2 separate regions of the Homo sapiens genome follow, and region 1 is linked to region 2. The links are chromatin loops, found by intact Hi-C in ENCODE. Cell type or tissue: IMR-90. All regions are shown on one strand. Each heading gives the region's core, and the rest is flanking DNA. Links, peaks and the distances in the headings are about the cores only.

Region 1 (10,278 bases), core at 1,999-6,998, 98 kb after region 2:
TTTGCATCTGTGAATCATGATGTGGACTGTGATTGAGACCTGGTCTACTCTTTAGGACTATACACAACACTAGAACAATTTAAAAATGGAAAAAATGAACCAGATCTTTTGGTTACATCATTTTGGATTGCATGATGCACATAATTCAGGTAAATTTTTTCATCAAGTAGAATGAGTTTTTTTTAAATGAAGCAGCTAAATTAATACTGAATTGACAAAAGTTCACTATTTTTATACAGTTCAATTTTTTTACTTTCAATATGATTGTTTCTAAATGTAATTTATTTGTTTTTCATCAGATGAGTCACATTTACACTCACTTAAAAATTTTATCCTTACTGGAATTGCTTATTTTTACCCTGAATGTAGTGATTGCTTCTGTTTCACGCCAGGTGTTCTGTGGATGGAATCTGAGGCCAGCTAGCTCAAAAACCAGCCTCAAAAATCCTGTGGTCCCAACTGTTGGTGGGGAGTGGCTGGGGCTAAGGTGGGAGGATCACTTGAGCCCAGGAAGTGGAGGTTGTAGTAAGCCAAGATTGCGCCACTGTGCTCAGCCTGGGTGACAGAGCAAGACCCAGTCTCAAAAGAAAAAAAGAAGTAGGGGTGCAAAATGAAAAAGAAAAACATAGTCCTGGCCAGACGTAGTGGCTCACGCCTATAATCCCAGCACTTTGGGAGGCCACGGCAGGTGGATCACCTGAGGTCAGGAGTTTGAGACCAGCCTGGTCAACATGGTGAAACCCCGTCCCTACTAAAAATACAAAAATTAGCCAGGCATGGTGACGGGCACCTGTAATCTCAGCCACTTGGGAGGCTGAGGCAAGAGAATTGCTGGAACCTGGGAGGCGGAGGTTGTAGTGAGCTGAGATTGTGCCATTGCACTCCAGCCCGGGCCAACAACAGCAAAACTCCATCTCAAACAAACAAACAAACAAACAAACTATAATCCCTGCCTTTCAGGAGCTTAAAAACCCAAGCATGTACTTAATGGTCATGGGTTTTTTTTTGAGATGGAGTCTCGCTCTGTCACCCAGGCTGGAGTGCAATGGTGTGGTCTCGGCTCACTGCAACCTCTGCCTCCCTGGTTCAAGTGATTCTCCTGCCTCAGCCTCCCGAGTAGCTGGGATTACAGGCGCCCACCACCATGCCTGGCTAATTTTTGTATTTTTAGTAGAGACAGGGTTTCACTATGTTGGCCAGCTGGTCTCGAACTGCAGACCTTGTGATCCGCCAGCCTCGGCCTCCCGAAGTGCTGGGATTACAGGTGTGAGCCACTGTGCCCGGCCATGGGGGGTTTTCCTTCCAGGATGAGAAAAATGTTTTAGATGGAGATGGCAGTTTCACAGCACTGTGAGTGTGCTAAGTGCCACTGTTCACTTTACAATGGTTAGTTTTATGTTATGTGCATTTCACCTCTTTTTCTTTTTTGAGACAGAGTTTTGTTGTGTCACCCAGGCTGGAGTGCAGTATCATGATCTTGGTTCATTGCAACGTCTGCCTTCCAGGTTCAAGTGATCCTTCTGCCTCAGCCTCCTGAGTAGCTGGGACTCATCTCATTTTTATAAACAAATAAATAACACATGCACACAGCACTGGACCAGGAGATGACCAAAATTAAATTCCCCACCCAGATAACTTCTTCCCAACCTGTTGACTGGTCCTAAGTTTCATGGGCTTCATTCATTGTTCAATGTGTCATTTAAAAAGGATTAAAAAGTGAATTTATTTCACCATCAAAAGAATACTCTCCCATCTAATGGCTAAGCCTGATAATTCTGCACTGAGAAACTCATTCATTCATTCATTCATTCATTTATTCAGAATATCCACTCTGCCAGGCACTGGGGTTGCAGACTTGAGTACAACACCATCTCTGCTTCAGAGGCCCTCTCGGTCAATCAGGGAAAGTTTACATATGACATGCGCACACGGTTCCCTGTGCAGGAATGCTTCCCTCTTAGCTTTTGCTAGGCAAACTCTTGCAATCCTTTAATCTCAGCTTGAGAGCTTGAGTGTCTTCTGAGATACTTCCTAACCTGCACTACACCCCTAACCTAGATAGCTCAAAGATCCCTGCTCTCATCCTTCCTAAACTTTTCCTAATTTTCAATTTACAGGTATTTGTATAACTATACTTTTAATATCTATGCTCCCCACTAAACTATAAGCTTCATGAGGACAGTGCCAGGCTCTCTTAGCCATCACTGTGCCTAACACTGGGCTAGCACATAATAGATGCTCAATAAATATTAGCTGTGTGAATAAATGAATTAAAATAATGAACATAAACCACTATAATGTGAAAAATGCTGTGATAGTGAGGCAAGGTGAGGCAGAACATGGCTAACTTGTCTAACACGTCTTGCTGAGGGAGGTAGAGAGAGAGAGGCAAAAGAGACAACCATTAAGAGAGAATATTTGCATTGAGTCTTAAGGGGTAAGTAGGAGTTTCTGAGTCAACACAGTTGGGAAAAGGTATGAAGATGTCAGAACATGTGGTATATGTATTCAGAGAACTGGAAGTGCTTGTGGTCTGCATGGCTGGGCAGAACAGCAGGAGATAAGGCCAGAGATGTGGGTAGAAACTGAACCACCAGGGAGGTTGGCCAGTTTGCTAAGCATACTGGAATTCATCCCATCGAACACTGAGGAGTGAGCCAGAAAAGGAAAGGTTTCTAACCTAAGACTCATGGATGGACCCCCTCAGAGGGGGTTTCAGACATTCATTTATCCCTAAAACTCTATGCACAATTGCCATATTTGTGTTTTCTTGCAAAGAGGGCCCATGGTTTCTATTAGATTCTCAGAAAGATCAGTGACCCCAAAATAGGTTAAGAACAACCACCAGCCAGGCACAGTGGCTCACGCCTGTAATCCCAGAACTTTGGGAGGCAGAGGTGGGCAGATCGTTTGAGCTCAGGAATTCAAGACCAGCCTGGGCAACATAGTGAAACCCACCTCTACAAAAAATACAAAAATGAGCCATGTGTGGTGGCACACACCTGTAGTCCTAGCTACTCAGGAGGCTGAGGTGGGAGGACCATTTGAGCCCAGGAGGTAGAGGCTGCAGTGAGCCGTGATCATGCCACCACCACCCTCCTTGGGCATCTTAATCAGAAAATCCCACCCCCACCCCAATCTGTGACTTTCATAGTACTCATAACAAAATATAAATGTATTGTTTATTTATTTGCTTACTTGTTTATTGTCTGTCCTCTCCACTATAAGACAAGCTCTGTGAGGTCTAGGACTTTTTCTTATTCACTGCTCTATTTCCAGTGCCTAGCACACATGGCGTGGAACTTATAGCAGCTCAATAAATCCTTGCTGACAATAAATCTTATTGTAGGTATTTTTTTCATTGTGGTAAAATACACATAACATAAAATTTACCTTCATAACCATCAAGTATCCACTTCAGTGGCATTAAATACATTCATACTGTTGTGCTACCATCTCCACCACCCATCCACAGAACTCCCTTCATCTCACAAAATGGAAACTCTGTACTGTTTAAACAATACATATTAAAACAATAACTCCCCAATCTCCCACCCCCGCCCTACCCCAGTTGCCCCTGGTAACCACCATTCTACTTTCTGTCTCTATGAATCTGACTAACTCTAGGTACCTATTATAAATGGAATCACATAGTATTTGTTCTTTCATCACTGGCTTATTTCACTTTGCATAATGTCCTCAAGGTTCGTCTATGTTTTTTTTTTTTTTTTTTTTTTTGAGATGGAGTCTCACTCTGTCGCCCAGGCTGGAGTGCAGTGGCGCGGTCTTGGCTCACTGTAAGCTCTGCCTCCTGGGTTCACGCCATTCTCCTGCCTCAGCCTCTTGAGTAGCTGGGACTACAGGCACCTGCCACCACGCCCAGCTAATATTTTGTATTTTTAGTACAGACGGGGTTTCAACGTGTTAGCCAGGATGGTCTCGATCTCCTGACTTCGTGATCCGCCCACCTCTGCCTCCCAAAGTGCTGGGATTACAGGCATAAGCCACCGCGTCCGGCATCCATGTTAAAGCATGTGTCCAAATTTCCTTCCTTTTTAAGGCTGAATAATATTCCACTGTATGTATATACCACATTTTGCTTATCTATTCACCTGTTGATGGACAATTGGGTTGCTTTCACCTTTTGGCTATTGTGGATAATGCTGCTATGAACATGGGTGCATAGGGATTTTTAGTCCTTTTTGAAAGCAAGGTAATCACAGAATTGGTGGGCGGATGGACAGATACATGGTTACATGGATGGATGATAAATGAATGGATGGGTAGGTAGACGGATGGATGGATCGATGGGTAGATGAATAATAGATGGATAGATAAATGAAAGCACTCCGAACTGAGAATTAGGAGAGCTGTTTCCTGTCCTGGATGTGATACTTTTCACATGTATGACACACCAGGCATCAGAGATACTGTGAGGTAACAGTGATCCCATTGTAACAATGGCAGTAGTAGTGAGTTAAGAGGAGTTTCAAAATATTTATAAAGATGAGTAACTCTGTGATAATTCATGATCACAGTTGGCATGTGTCAGTAAAAGGATTGTGTACTAGAACTTAAGGTATTGCTGACTAAGGAGAATGGGGTTTCCCTGTGTGATAACCCTGGGAAAGAAGAGAGTGACTCATGTTGGGTAAAACCACATTGAGTACCAAATATAGAACAACTGGAACATTAGTCAAAAGAACATAAACAGTATCAATGAAAATTCAGGAGCTTGCACCACAGAGGATACTGGCAGTGAATGAGTACAAATGCCAAAGAAGCTTGTATAAATGAAGAGTGCAGAGAGAGGAGATCTTGAGGATATTGAGCTCTGTGCTGAACTGGCCCACAGGATTTGCTCAAACATAGTCTCACCATCCATGGCAACTATAAGAACCAATCTCAACAGAAAAAGGAAAGAAAACATAAAGCTTATATAGAAAGAAATACAAATGGCACACAAACATATTGAAATATACCAAATCTCTCTCTAATAAGATAAATGCAATCAAAACTACAGTGAGATACTATTTTTTACTTACTAGACTGGAAAATATCATAAACAAATTGATGACACATTACGTTGTGAGAGGAAACATGTACTCTCACACATTCACTGTGGGGAGCATCAATTGGTACCACCTGTAACAGTAATTTGAGAACATCTATCAAAATTATATCAAGAGAATGAGAAGATAAGGCACAAAGTGGGAGAAAATATTTGCAAAATATGTACCTGACAAATGACTATTATCCAAAATATGCAAAAAAACCTCTTAAAACTTAACAATAAGAAAATTAACAACCTAATTTAAAAATGAGCAAAAATCTGAATGTCTAGACACCTCACCAAAGAAGATATATAGATGGCAAATAAACATATGGGGAGATGCTCGATGTTATGTAATTAGAGAATTACAAATTAAAACAAAAATGAGATGCCACTATACACCTATTAGAATGGCCCAAATCTAAAACTTGACAACACCAAATGTTGACAAGGATGTAGAACAACAGGAACTCTCATTCACTGTGAGAATGCAAGATGGTACAGCTACTTTGAATAAAAGTGTGGCATTTCCTTCCAAAGCTAAACACAGTCTTTCTATGCATACAATCCAGCAATCGTGCTCCTTAGTAAATGAGTTAAAAACTTATGTCCACACAAAAACCTGTACATAAATATTTATAGCAGCATTATTCATAATTGCCAAAACTTGAAGCAACCAAAATGCAAAATGTCCTTCAGCAGGTGAGTGGATAAATATACTATGGTATATCCATACAACAGAATATCATTCAGTGCTAAAAAGAAATGGCCTATCAAGCCACGAAAAAACATGGAAGAACCTTAAATGCATATTACTAGATGAAAAAAGCCAACTGGAAAAGGCTACCTACTACATCATTCCAATTATATGACATTCTGGAAAATACAAAACTACAGAGGCAGTAACAAGATCAGTGGTTGCTAGGGGCTAAGTGGGGAGGATGGGGTGAATAGACAGAACACAGAGGATGTTTAGGGAAGAAAAGCTACATTGTGCATGATTCTATAATGATGAATGCATGTCACTGTACGTTTGTCAAAACTCATAAAATGTACAACAGCAAGAGTGAACCCTAATCTAAACTATGGACTTTGGGTGATAACGAAGTGTAAATGTAGATTTATCAATTGTCAAAGGTACCACGCTAATGTTGGATGATAGTGGGAGAGGCAGGGCATGGGGTTGGCAGGGGTATATGGGAACTCTTTTTACTTTCCACTCAATCTTGCTCTGAACCTAAAACTGCTCTAAAAGAATAAAGTTCATTTTTAAAAAATTATACATTCACATATCCTTTGACCTAACTATTTTACTTCTAAGAATGTATGCTACAGGCTGGACATGGTGGCTCATGCCTGTAATCCCAGCAGTTTGGGAAGCCAAGGTGGGTGGATCTCCTGAGGTCAGGAGTTTGAGATCAGCCTGGCCAACATGTTGAAACCCCATCTCTACTAAAAATACAAAAATTAGCCCGCTGTGGTGATGTGTGCCTGTAGTCCCAGCTATGTCAGAGGCTGAGGCAGGAGAATCACTTGAACCTGGGAGGTGGAGGTTGCCCTGAGCCAAGATTGCGCCACTGCATTCTAGCCTGGGTGACAAGAGCAAAACTCCATCTCAAAAAAAAAAAAAAAAAAAGGAATTTATGCTATAGATTGGCTCATGTAAGGGCAAAATGACCTACACTCGAAGTTATTTATTATGGCACTATTTGTAATTGAAAAAGATTAGAAACAATATAAGTATCCATCCACGAAGCACTAGTATATATTACAATATATCCACTTAATTGAATAATACTATCCAGCTATTTTTAAAAAGGAAAACGCTTGTGTATTGATATGGATTGATCTCAAAGATAGTTTGTTGGATTCAAAAAGTAAAGTGTGGCCAGGCGCAGTGGCTCACGCCTGCAATCCCAGCACTTTGGGAGGCTGAGGTGGGCCAATCACCTGAGGACAGGAGTTCGAGACCAGCCTAGCTAATATGGTGAAACCCCATCTCTACTAAAAATACAAAAATTAGCCAGGTGTGGCAGTATGCGCCTGTAGTCCCAGCTACTTGGGAGGCTGAGGCAGGAGAATCGCTTGAACCCAGGAGGCAGAGGTTGCAGTGAGCTGAGATTGCGCCACTGCACTCTGGCCTGGGTGACAGAGCATGACTCCATCTCAAAAAAAAAAAAAAAGTTAAGTGTGCAAAGCAACATATAGTATGCTAACATTAGTGTAGAACATGAGGAGGTAGAGGAAGAATATAGGTACATATTTGCTTATATGTACATTTAAAAATCTCCTGAATACACAAGAAATTGACAAAATTGATTGCTTTCAGGGAAAAAATTTGGATGACTGAGAGGCTTTCTCTCTCTATATGCCTATGTACCTTATGAACCATGTGAATGTATTATTTACTGCATCAATAGATGTTAGGAGGAACGGAGGGGAAAAATGATAAAAAGGAAAAGAAGAAGAACAAACACGACTCTAGGATCACTGGCTATCCAAGCAGTAAGGGACCCTAGCAATCTTCTAGCTTGACTCCATAATACATTCACTGACTCCACAAATACATCTTGAGTGACTCATATATGCCTGACACTTCCAGGTGCTATAGATAGCAAGTTGCAAAGGTATAGGGGTAAACAATCTAATGGAGAAAGACCTTACAGTTTATCAGTAAGAAACTGAAGCCCAGAGAAAGAACAGGCCTTGGCCAAGATAACCAGAGACTTGGTGGGAGAGCTAGGGCTGAAACCCAGGTCTGCAGTCTGTTTGGTTTTATTACCTATTCTGGGCTTAAAGTACAGCAAAGGAAATGGACTTCATAATGCAGTCAATGTTTATGAGCATAATGATAACTGAACCACAAAACTGGCTTTCCTCTCCTACATCTACTTTCTAATCATCATAGTCACAGCCAATGGAAAGACCTTTCAGTACTAATTAACACTATTTCATCCTCTACCTACAGAAACTATTATGTAGGAGTCATTATAAATAAATACGCATGCACACACATCTTTCTGAATGATGGTTCATCTGTCCCTGCTGAGACACGAAAAATGGTAAGACAAAGCATTAAGGCAGATACTCAGAGAATGATCTTCTGTTTGGGAATAGGGAAAAGAACCGAATCCACTGTCAACTGTCCCTGATCCCTGGGATTTTCTAAGGGTCTCAGTCAAACTCCTCAACAGGGTTTTTCCAAGTTTGGGAAATCTTACCAGGAAGTAAGAAAAGAGGAGTGTCATTCTCATTACCTTGAATGACAAAGAGCAACAATTAACCGCCTGGGGTGTAGCCTAATGTATCCAATTAACTTTGATTTCAGTATTATATAACACACATGAAAATGGAACCATATACACACAAACACATATATAAACACTCCTATAAATATATGCCCACTTAGACATGTACACAATTATCAACTCCAAAACACAGAATAAAAGTCTGAGATGAAAAGCCATCAGTTCTAAAGCCATGATTATCCAAATATGAAATCATAAAATCTCTGTCTTTGGAGTGATTCTATATTGGAAAAGGGGCTGCCGATTGAACTCCAGCTTCAGTTTGGCTCTGATGGGTAGGGGTAAAGAGGAATAGATCCTTACTGAGATATCAATTGCTGATGGGAGAGAGAAGATGATTCAGGGTTGTGCTTGAAAAGAGCCAAGAAGTCAAATTGAGATTTTTTTATATGGGCTTAGGCTGTGAGTCCCAGCACAGGGCCTTTTTTTCCCCCTTTTTTCTTAGAGATAGGGTATGGCTCTGTCACCCAGGCTGGAGTGCAGTGGCAGAATCATAGCTCACTGCAGGCTCAAACTCCCAGGTTCAAGTGATCCTCCCACCTCAGCCCCCCAAGTAGCTGGGACTGCAGGTGTGTGCCACCATGCCCACCTAATTTTTTTATGTTTTACTTTTTGTAGAGACAGTCTTGCTATGTTGCCCAGTCTGGTTTTGAACTCATGGCCTCAAGCAATCCTCCTGCCTTGGCCTCCCAAAGTGCTGGAATACAGGCATGAGCCACTGCGCTCAGCCAGGCCTCATTTTTAATGGAAGACCACTTGCAAGGCCCATTTTCTGTGCTTTCCAAACAGAAGTCATCCTGGGTCTCAATTTAATCTCTTGTTTTGACTCATCCTGAGTCACTCACTGCTTGCTTCCCACTCCTAGTCCTTGAGAAAGCACCTGGTCTGCAATGGCTTCCTTCAGTGCAAAGTATACTCCAAAGTCATTGTGCCATGTGGAAAGAGTATGGGTTCTATGGGGCAAAGGCCTCTTTATACTGCAACTGTTATTAACATTGTGATTACCCTCATACATGCCTGATATGGGAGAACTGCTTGTACTTCTTGAGCACAGGTAGCTGCTGGTGAGGGTCCTTGAGGGCCAGTTCCTTTAATACCTGAGTCAGGCATACATCAGGTTTTGGATTTCTACAACCTCCAAGAATAACAGACTCTTCACACTGAAAAGGGTTAAGAGCATTCAACCAATCCCCTCATTCTGCAGTGAGGAAACTGAGACCCAAGGAGTAAGAGTGACTTGTCCACATTTATGCCCTGGTCTCTGAGTTCCTAATCCAATGCTCTGCCATCTCTAAAAACATTGTTCATCACGCCTGTAATCCTAGCACTTTGGGAGGCCGAGCTGGGCAGATCACTTGAGCCCAGGAGTTCGAGACCAGCCTGGGCAACATAGTGAGACCTCATCTCTATTTTATCAAAAATAAAACAAAACATTGTTTAAAAAAAAAAACTCCTACAATTTCTTCTAAATCTTAACCTACATCTACCCTGTGACTCAGCCTTTCCACTCCTAAGTATTTACTCAGGAAAAATGAAAACATATATCCACAAAAGACTTGTACACCAATGTTCATAGCAGTTTTATTTCAAGTAGCCAGAAACTAGATACAACCCAAATGTTCATTAGCAGGTAAGTGGACAAACAAAATGTAGTGTATCAACTCAATGGAATACTACTCATCAATTAAAAAACAGAACAAGCTACTGATGCATACAATGTGGATGAATCTCGTAGATACTGAATTGAGAAAATAAGTCAAACATAAAAGAGTACACACTGTATTATTCCATTTATATGCAGCTCTATAACAGGCAAAACAACTTAGTCTATGGTGATAGAAAACAGAGTAGTTGTGGGAGGCAGGAGAGGGATGATTGGCTGCAAAGGGGTATGAGAGAACTTTCTAGTGTTCTGTC
Region 2 (10,278 bases), core at 2,964-7,963:
AAACATTCTGGTTTTCTATTTTATTTTATTTTCAGACAGGGTCTTGCTCTATCACCCAGGCTGGAGTGCAGTGGCGTGATCACAGCGCACTACAACCTCTGCCTCCCAGGCTCAGTTGATCCTCTCACCACAGCTTCCCGAGTAGCTGGGACTACAGGCACATGCCACCACACCCCACTAATTTTTTGTAGAGACAGGGTCTCACTATGTTGTCCAGGCTGTCTCAAACTCTTGGGCTTAAGTGATCCACCCACCTTGGGCCTGCCAAAGTGCTGGAATTACAGGCATGAGCCACCATGCTCTGCCTAAACATTTTGCTTTGAATGAGCCTAGCAGGTGTACAAGGAACATGATATACCACTAGCTAGTCTGAAGCTTGGGAAAAGAAAGAAAGCAGAAAAAAGATAACAGCAAGAGCTTATTTTGTATATTGAACCCCAAACAAGTGTGTGTCCACCAACCTGCTAGGGCCTGGGGACAGCCCTGATGGAGGTGAGTGGGGACCCCCACTTCTCAGAGGAGAAACTGAGTCTCAGGGAAGTTCAGGGACTTGCCTGGGGTTACTGAGCACACAGAGCAGAGGAGAGATCGCACCTGTCTGCATTCTCCCACCTGCTCCTAATCCCCTCCAGCCAGGCTGGGCTTTTCCTCACAATGAGATGGGGTGTGGAAGACAGAAACCCAGTGAGAGTGGCCTCTGTGGAGAGGCCGCCGTGCAGGGAAGGAGGCAGGGTGGGGCCTGGGGCCAAGCTCCCTGCACAGCCATGACAGCCATGTCCCTGGTCTCGACTCCCCAGGGTCTCCTGCTCCTGGTCACTGCACTGTTGGTGGTTGGCGCTGGGAGAACAGGAGCACTCCCTGGGTAGTCTGACACACAGGATGTGTCTCGCCTCAAAGCAGAAATGAAACCGGCACAGTTCTCCTTGTGAGACACCCCCTCGCCACTTTCGTCTCTCTCCTGCAGGAACCAGGAGAGTGGCTGCCACCACTGGAAGCCAGATTGGAGGACAACAGAGAAACTGGCCAGCTCTGGGGTCTGACCCATGCAGGGAGCTGGGTGTCCACCCCCCACTGCACACATCTTGGGATTGCTTTGTGCATACCCCCTTGGGCTGCAGGTCACAGTGATCACAAGATACTGTTCCTATTAGGTTTGATGATGTAGACTCTAAGGGAGCTGCCCCTTTATACAAGTCCCTGTGTCCCAGTGGAATCGCAGCCAGCCCATCGCCGCGGGAGGGAGATTTGTTTGTGGTTTATTCGCTCATTTGTTGTTTACAGGTTTAGTCACCGTGCTTTCCACACATACGTATTAACAGTCACCCATGTGCCAGGCATCGTGTAGATGCAGGAGGAAGGATATTAAACAAAAAATTACACAAATAACGATTTTTAGGGTTGTGAAGTAATAAGTATAGTTGCGAAAAGTGCCCAAAAGACAAAGGAGAGGCCACTGTGAAAGGTGTAAGGGGAGCCAGGCGCGGCAGCTCACGCCTGTAATCCCAGCACTTTGGGAGGCTGAGGTGGGCGGATCATGAGGTTAGGAGATCAAGACCATCCTGGCCAACATAGTGAAACCCCGTCTCTACTAAAAATAGAAAAATTAGCTAGGCGTGGTGGCATGTGCCTGTAATCCCAGCTACTCAGGAGGCTGAGGCAGGAGAATCACTTGAACTCAGGAGGCAGAGGTTGCAGTGAACCGAGATTGCACCACCGCACTCCAGCCTGGCAAGACAGAGAGCGAGACTGCATCTCAAAAAAATAGAATAAAATAAAAAGCCGGCGTGGTGGCAGGTGCCTATACTATAATCCCAGCTACTGGAGAGGCTGAGGCAGAGAATCACTTGATCCCGGTAGTCGGAGGCTGCAGTGAGCTGAGATCACACCACTGCACTCCAGCCTAGACGACAGAGTGAGACTCTGTCTCAAAAAAAAAAAAAAAAAAAGGTGTGAGGGGGAGCCTGACCTATTCTGGGGCCTAGGGAAGGCTTCTGAATGTTTCCATGGAGACCTGATGGAAGGCCAAGGGAGAGGAAGGGGCAGGTGCAGCAGGAGAAGGAAGCAGAACCAATTGCGCAGGACCGTGTGTGCTGCGGAAGGGTGTCTTGTCTATGTCTTGAAAAGAAGGAACGTCTAGAAGGGTGGGTGACCTTGGGCAAGCCTTCCTCTTCTGTTAGCCTCAGTTTCCTCATCTTTTCAACAGGGACATGTTTGCCCTCCTTGCAAGGTTGTTGAAGAGCTCTTCAGTTAAGCACCTAGCACAGCACCTGCCACCTTGGAGGTGCCCAATAAGTGGAGCCATTGGCCTAATGGTTGTGACAGAGGTGGGGCAGGAATCCAGGCTGCGTGCCCAGCTCGCCTTCCAGCAGCTGCCCCTGCAGTCCCTGTCTTCTTCCAGGGCTGCTTCTAGGAGACACTGAGCCAGGAGCTGTCACTGGGCTGAACACATTGGCCCGAGTTCCAGCTCACTCTCTGCTATAGTGTTCCCCTGCTGTCATATCACTGCCCTTTGCCAGCCAGGTTAACGCAGCCTGGGAAAAGGCTGGGGTGAGTCTACAGCTACGGTCAGCCTTAGAAGCTGTTGTCCCCCCTCCCTCCTCCCACCTTCCACAGTGCCCCAGGCTCCAGCTAGATGACCTAGTCAGTCTTTGCAGATCCCTAATTCCTGTGATTAGCTGGGTAACCACGTACTCTGCAAGTGAGATGCAGGGTGGCACAGAGCTGGCAGCCCCAGGCTTGACCAGCAGTAGGACTACATCATTCTGAGAGTGCAGCCAGGTTGGACTCCCTCTCTCCTGATTCAGGGAAGGAGTCTTCCTAAAGCAGGAAGGAGCTGATCATTGATTGCATGCATGCCTGGAGCCATGCAGGATGCTTTGCTTGCTACTTGGCTTAGTTGTTTTTTGTTTTTTTTTTTTTTTTTTTTGAGACAGAGTCTCACTCTGTCACCCAGGCTGAAGTGCAGTGGTGTGATCTCGGTTCCCTGCAACATCCGCCTCCCGGGTTCAAGTAATCCTCCCGCCTCAGCCTCCCAAGTAGCTGGGACTACAGGCACACGCCACCATGCCCAGCTAATTTTTGTATTTTTAATAGAGATGGGGTTTCACCATGTTGGCCAGGCTAGTCTTGAGCTCCTGACCTCAGGTGATCTGCCTGCCTTGGCCCCCCAAAGTGCTGGGATTACAGGTGTGAGCCACCGTGTCCACCCATACCTGGCTTAGTTCTAACAACAGACCCCTGCTGTGGGTCCTGTTGGCTGCATTTTACAGATAAGTACCTGAGGCTTGAGGGTCACCCATCTGGCAAGTGACAAAAAGGCTGGATTCTATTCCAGGTCACCATGACCTTACCCAGCCCCTAACTCTGAGTGGCCGACCTTTGGGCTATGTTTTGTTGTATTTGGGATTTCATTCAGTTTCATTGTAGGAGTCCTGGAAACGAGATGGGGGAGCCTGAGCTTTGATCTCTTCCTGTGGTAGGTGGCTGCAGAAACTGCTGCCGCTCTTTCTCAGGAGTGTCCCAGGATGATCAAGCTGGAACCACCTCAGTGATGAATATGGCCATCCCCTTGTCCACATAGGGGAAACTGAGGCCCAGAGAAGGGAAGCAACTTGCCTGAGGTTACAAGGTTGGTCAGTGGAGCTGGGGCTCTCCTGGTGCCCTCCTCCATTGGCTTTCTATCTCACCCTCCCTTGCTGGCCTCTGTGCAGTCTCCACACATTGGAAGACCCCAATCTGTGTCTCCTGGACCTCTTTTCTTCATTGCATTCCCCCAGTGACCCAATCCTGAGATCCTAATTACCATCTACATGCCCACAAGTCTCAAGATCTCTAGCCCATCCCACCTCTGAATTCCAACCTATCAGTCCAGTTGCCTTCTTGGCCTCTCATTAGAGATTTAAGAGAACAGTGAACTTGATGTGTCTAAAACACAACTCTTGATTTAGCTCTGCACCCAACCCCCAGCTCTCACCCAAACCTGTTCCACCCACAGTCTTCCCGGATTTAGTAACTGTACCATCATCTACCCAGTTATTCAGGCAGAAAGCCTTGGAATTATCCTATATTTCCCCTTCCCTCATCCCCCACATCTAACCCATTAGCAAAAATATATTGTAATCTGACCCCCCTCCCCATCTCCACTTCCATCTGATGCGACACAACGTTAACTGTCCTCTTGCACCCTCCTTCGCCTTCAGGAATATATTCTCACAGCAACAGCATGCCCTCTTTAAAATACAGAACAGGCCGGGTGTGGTGGCTCACGCCTGTAATCCCAACACTTTGGGAGGCCAAGGCAGGTAGATCACCTGAGGTCAGGAGTTCAAGTCCAGCCTGGCCAACATGGCGAAACCCCATCTCTACCTAAAATACAAAAATTAGCCAGGCATGGTGTCACGTGCCTATAGTCCCAGCTACTCAGGAGGCTGAGGCAAGAGAATCACTGGAACCCGGGAAGTGGAGGTTGCAGTGAGCTGAGATCACATCACTATACTCCAGCCTGGGGGACAGAGTGAGACTGTCTCAAACAAACAAACAAACATAGAACAGGTTGTATCATTCCCCTGCTTGAGGATCCTTCAGCAACTTCCCATCATTTCAGGATGAAACCTCAACTCCTTGCCAGGGCCCATAAGGCCCTGTGAGGCCTGCCTGGGCTTCCAGAAGTTTCCATTCTCCAGTCTCATCTCCTCCTACTCAGAATGATGCAGCTTTTCCTGTTTTTTGTTCCGTGAACACCCCAAGGTTGCCCTTGCTTCAGGGCCTTTGCATGTCTCCCCTCTTCTTGGAACCCTCTTCCCAAGATTGTGGCTTGGTTGGTTCCTTATTGTGGGTGTCACTCGTTGCCTTCTCAGGCCTTCCCTGACCATCCTGTCTAGAAAGCAGCACCTCTGTGTCCTCTCGTCTCTTCCCCATAGCCCTTAACATCATCTAAAATTTTCTGCATTATCTGCCTGCTTCTGCATTGTCTTTTCTGCTCAGTGGAATGTAAGCACTGGGACTGTTTTTGGTCCCTGCTGTAGCCTCAGTGTGCCTAGCACGTAGCAGGCACTCCATGCATGCATGCTTATTGACAGAACAAACCACATGGATTAAGGGCCTAAGTTACAAACCAAGTGTCTTCGAAGTTGTTGTCCCTCAAACTCTTTTTTTTTTTTTTTTTTTTTTTGAGACGGAGTCTTGCTCTGTTGCCCAGGCTGGAGTGCAGTGGCACGATCTCAGCTCACTGCAACATCCACCTCCAAGGTTCAAGCATTTCTTCTGCCTCAGCCTCCCAAGTAGCTGGGACCACAGGCGCCCGCCACCACGCCTGGCTAATTTGTGTATTTTTTGTAGAGACTGGGTTTCACTGTGTTAGCCAAGATGGTCTGGATCTCCTGACCTTGTGATCCACCCGCCTCAACCTCCCAAAGTGCTGGGATTACAGGTGCCCGGCCTAGTAACATGAGCTCTCTTATTATTATTATTATTACTACTATTATTACTATTATTCATTTTAGAGAGAAGGTCTCTCTCTGTCACCCAGGCTGGAGCACAGTGGCATGATCGTAGCTCACTGCAGCCTGAAACTCCTGGGCTCGAGCAATGCTCCTGCCTCAGCCTCCCAAAGTGTAGTGATTATAGGTGTGAGCCACCTGTGCCCAGCCACTTATTATTTTTTAATCATTATTGTTTTGTTTTGTTTTGTTTTTGAGACAGAGTCTCGCTCTGTCGCCCAGGCTGGAGTGCAGTGGTACGATCTCGGCTCACTGCTAGCTCTGCCTCCCGGGCTCAAGCAATTCTCCTGCCTCAGCCTTGTGAGTAGCTGGGATTACAGGCATGCACCACCATGCCTGGATAATTTTTGTATTTTAGTAGAGACGGGGTTTTGCCATATTGCCCAGGCTGGTCTCAAATTCCTGACCTTAGGTGATCTGCCTACCTCACCCTCCCAAAGTGCTGGGATCACAGGCAGGAGCCACCACGCCCAGCCAATCATTATTTTTATTACCACCACTATCATCATCAGTTTGACTCCTGGAAGAGGCAGCTGTTGATTCCTCTCTGCCTTCAAGTAATAATACTTACGCCACTTTTCACATTCAGTGCCCTTCAGTGGCTTCCTGTTTCACTCAAGAAAAGGAGAAAACCCCACCTACCTATCCAGCAACATGTGAGCCTCCACCTACCTCTCCAGCCTCATCTTGCATGCTCTTTCCTGTTGGTCACCGCCCTGCAGTCGTACCAGCCTCACTGCAGTTCTTCATGTGATTTATGTTCATCCCACACCAAGCACTCTCCCTGGAATATGCTTTCCCTCCATCTTCACCTGGTGAATGCCTACTCTTCCTTCTTTCGATCTCAGCTCGGCCATTACTATCTCAGCCTTCCATGACCTCCGACTAGGGGAACCCTCCTTATATCACACTCTCAGAGTAACATGTGCCTCTGCTGTAGCCTTCATCACAGCCGTCAGTTTACACTTATTCCTTCAACTTGAATTAATGTCAGCCTTTTCTAATCAACACTAAGCTCCACAGGAACAGAGACCATATCATTCTTTGCTCACCTTGGTACTCCTAACGTTAGAACAGTGCCTTGCACATAGAAGATATCTCGTAAATAATAAATGAATGAATGAGTAATGAGAAAGCCTTTGGGTTAGACGGTCATCCTTCAGACCAAGCCCAAAACTTCCCCAAGAGAAAATCTGCTGCCTTTGAATAAAACCAGCCTTTCTCACTGGCCTCCTGCCATGGGACAGAAACAGCCTTCTTGACTTCCAGTGAGTTCTGCCGGCTAGAGACGTGACCTTGGGTGGTCACAGGGTACCCGTGGAGTAGGAAAAGCCTTTGTCCCTCTAAGCTGAGATAGAAACTGGATATGAAACCACAATGCAATGGAGAAGTCTGTCTCATTTCCTGAGCTCAGCCATTTCTCAGTGCCAGGCACTTTCAGCTCTTCCTTCCCTCTTCAAACAGGGTCACTTACCGTGTCCTGATGGTGGAATCCTCTACTTTGGTTTTTCTGGCCAGCAGTGTTTTCTTTAATGGGTTGGAGCAAAGGTTCTCAAAGGCCTACAGACCTGGGCCAGTCCCCCACAGAGTCAGCACCAGGACATGGTGAAATCAGAGAAACAGGGACAAAGTCGGGAGTTTTTATGAAGATAAATTAATTCTGAAATTGTCTGCCCTACTTTTTTCTGTGTCAGGATGCCCTTTCTTTTATGAAACAAGGGTGCTAGGAGTTGGCCATTTTTTTCAGTGTCCTTGTTTGTCAAAATCACCTATTTAATTTTCTTTTGAAATTTACTGGTCTGTGGACAGTGGCTGAGCCAGGATGAGAACTTGGATTTTGTAGTTCCAGGTTTGCAGTCTCTCCCCTCTGCCACCCCTCCCTGGAGAGGATCAGATGCAGGGGAGACAGGACGGCTGGCTGTAAATTATTGACGGGCTGCCATGTGGAAGAGGGGAAGCACTGGTTCTGTAACCAGGGAGCAGAGTCAGGGTCACTGGGTAGCAGTTTCAGAGGGGCATATTTCAAGTGGGTTAGAATAAACTCTTTGACAGGCAGGAATTCAACAATAGAATGGGCTACCCCACCCATGGTGGCCAGGCACAGGTGTGGCAGCCATATTTGGGCTGTTGGAGGGACTATCCCCGCCTGCGGGTACTGGTTAAGGATTTTGGCCTTGGATTCAAATCGACCTGGGTTTCAGCACTAGTTTTACCACTTTTTATCTGTGTGACCCGGGGCAAATCAGTTTCCTGCTGTTTAAAATGGGGGTAAATCACGCCTCCCTCAGAGTCCTGTGAGGATTGAAAGAAGGGGTGCCAGCCGGGCACAGTGGCTCACGCCTGTAATCCCAGTGCTTTGGGAGGCCAAGATGGGAGGATTGCTTGAGCTCAGGAGTTTGAGACCAGCCTTGGCAACATAGTGAGGCCTCGTCTCTACCGCTACTATTAATAATAAACTAGCTGGGCATAGTGGCATGTGCCTGAAATCTCAGCTACTCGGAAGGCTGAGGTGGGAGAATTGCTTGAGTCCAGGAAGTCAGCTGCAGTGAGCCAAGATCGTGCCACTGCACCCCAGCCTGGGTGACAGAGTGAGACCCTGTTTCAAAAATAAAAGAAAGAAGGGGTGCCCAGGCCACAAAAGGGCATTTTGTGAGATGTGGGCACATTCCTGGCACATCTGTCTCCAGGGAGTTTACTAATTCCTGGGGAATAAGGAATGCCACTCTCTGGTGGAGAGGAAGAGACTCACAGAGAAAAACAGTTTATGAGGCCGTGTGCGGTGGCTCACGCCTGTAATCCCAGCACTTTGGGAGGCCGAGGCGGGAGGATCACCTGAGGTCAGGAGTTTGAGACCAGCCTGGCCAACATGGGGAAACCCCATCTCTACTAAGAATACAAAAATTAGCCAGGTGTGGTGGCTCATGCCTGTAATCCCAGCTACTCGAGAGGCTGAGGCACGAGAATCGCTTGATTCCAAACATTCATTCATCCATATACCCATCCATCCATACACCTACTCATCCAACTCGTGTTCATCCAAACATCCATCCATCCATCCATCCATCCATCCATCCATCCATCCATCCATATATACATCCATCTATCCATTCATGCATCTATACATATACCTATTGATCAAATTCTTGTCCATCCATCCATCCACCTATTTATCCAACTTCTGTTCATCCAAACATCCACCTATCCATCTATCTACCCATCCATCCATTCATGCATGCATGCATCCATCCATACATACATACATACACTCACTCATCCGTCTATATACCCATCCATCCATGTATCTATTTATCTAATTCCTGTACATCCAAACATTCATTCATCCATATACCCATCCATCCATACACCTACTCATCCAACTCATGTTCATCCAAACATCCATCCATCCACCCATCCATCCATCCATCCATCCATCCATCCATCCATGTTTCAAGCAGAGAACAAGACAAAATCACTGCATTCATGAAGCTTAAATTGAGTGAGGCAGGGCTTGCAGATATAAATCAAATAATAGTAAATAAGGGTAAAATTGTGACAATGATAAGTGCTACAGACATAAAGGGCACATGGTGCTAGGAGAGTCCATCACAGGGCAATCTGACCTAGTCATGAAGGTCAGCAAAGGCTCTCCAAGTGACCATAGAACTGAGAACTACAGGGTAAGCAGGATTAAGTAGAAGAATTGGGGAGGAAAAAATGTTCAGGAAGAGAGGGAAGGGCACGCACAGGGCAAGATAAAGTTGGGAAGTAGGCCTGACCATGCAGTGCTCTTGGGCATGCTGAAGATTTTGATTTTGATTCTTAGAGGTTCTAAGCAAGGAGCAGGTGACAGGATCAGATTTGTATTTTTAAGAGATTATTTTGGCTGTGGTTACAGAAGATGGAAGCGGGGGATGGGATGAGCAAGTGTGAAAGCCGGAGGCCTGTGGGAAGCCAATGTAGATGTCCAGGAAATTCATGATGGAACCTTGGACTGGGGAGGTGATGGGGGGAGGGGAGGAGTGGATGGACTTGAGGGCCATTTAGGAGATAAAATGGACATGATTGGGCCATGGGTTTTGTGGGAAGGATAAGGGTGAGGGAGTTATCTAGGATGACACCCAGGTTTCTGGATAAAACTGTTGCCAGGCAACAGAGAGAAAGCCAGAAGGGAGTGGGGAAGGGGTGGGACACATTTTCCCTTGCAGTTGTTTTTATGCCCATGTTTGCAAAATAAAGGGTGTTGGAGGTGTGGGCGTGCACAGCTCCCTGACTGCCCACCCAAGGATAAGAAGACTGGTTTAAGAAGATTGCATGTTGCAGGGTAAAGGGAGCTAGGTCTTCTACTCTGGGCTCTGCATGCAGGTAACTGTGTGATTTCACTCCCCTGGCCCAGGACTCTGAAACAGACATCCCTCCTTGTCTGGCAATTTCATGGCAAAAAGCAGCCTGAGTCGTATTTGTCCACTCATGCTATTTACAGGACTCCTCCTTGGGAAGTTATTTCTTGTAGATCCACTTTATCCAGAGCCTGAAGGTGAAAAATCATCAAGTCTAGAATGTGAGATCTGAAAGGAATCACAGAGCCCATTTTCCCAATCTTCTAATTTTACACTGGGGCAGCCCCCGTGTCTGACCCATGTCTCTATGCTACTCTACTACCTTGCCTACAGGAAGAGAGGTTAAGGAGTTTGTCCAAAGCCACAAAGCTATTGGGCATAAGGAGGTGACCCCACATTCCTTTTCTTACTTTGGGGGTGGGGATTCTTCTGCAGCCTGCAGT

What was found. A loop is a pair of places that touch in the nucleus more often than their neighbours do. Peaks named below come from ENCODE experiments on the same cell type or tissue, not always from the same donor. Only the 100,000 strongest peaks of a DNase experiment are listed, where the experiment ranks them.
Region 1: a loop joins it to region 2, with 9 times the contacts of the local background. A loop is called at or near these places in 1 of 110 quality-filtered maps.

What each region holds. Positions count from the first base shown.
Region 1 is chr22:32,015,760-32,026,037 of GRCh38, forward strand. All of the region lies in intron 4 of LINC02558 (long intergenic non-protein coding RNA 2558), which reads left to right. Among named protein-coding and RNA genes, the nearest start is that of SLC5A1, 22 kb to the right of the region's middle. In IMR-90, for the core only: no CTCF peak of the experiment used is centred there; a DNase peak (open chromatin) is centred at 4,612; H3K27me3 peaks cover 171 bases.
Region 2 is chr22:31,916,526-31,926,803 of GRCh38, forward strand. It overlaps LOC105372998 (a long non-coding RNA gene), which reads right to left. Exons shown (of 3, transcript XR_001755494.2): 3 at 8,770-10,026. Among named protein-coding and RNA genes, the nearest start is that of YWHAH, 23 kb to the right of the region's middle. RefSeq lists an enhancer at 445-945. In IMR-90, for the core only: no CTCF peak of the experiment used is centred there; no DNase peak of the experiment used is centred there; H3K27me3 peaks cover 333 bases.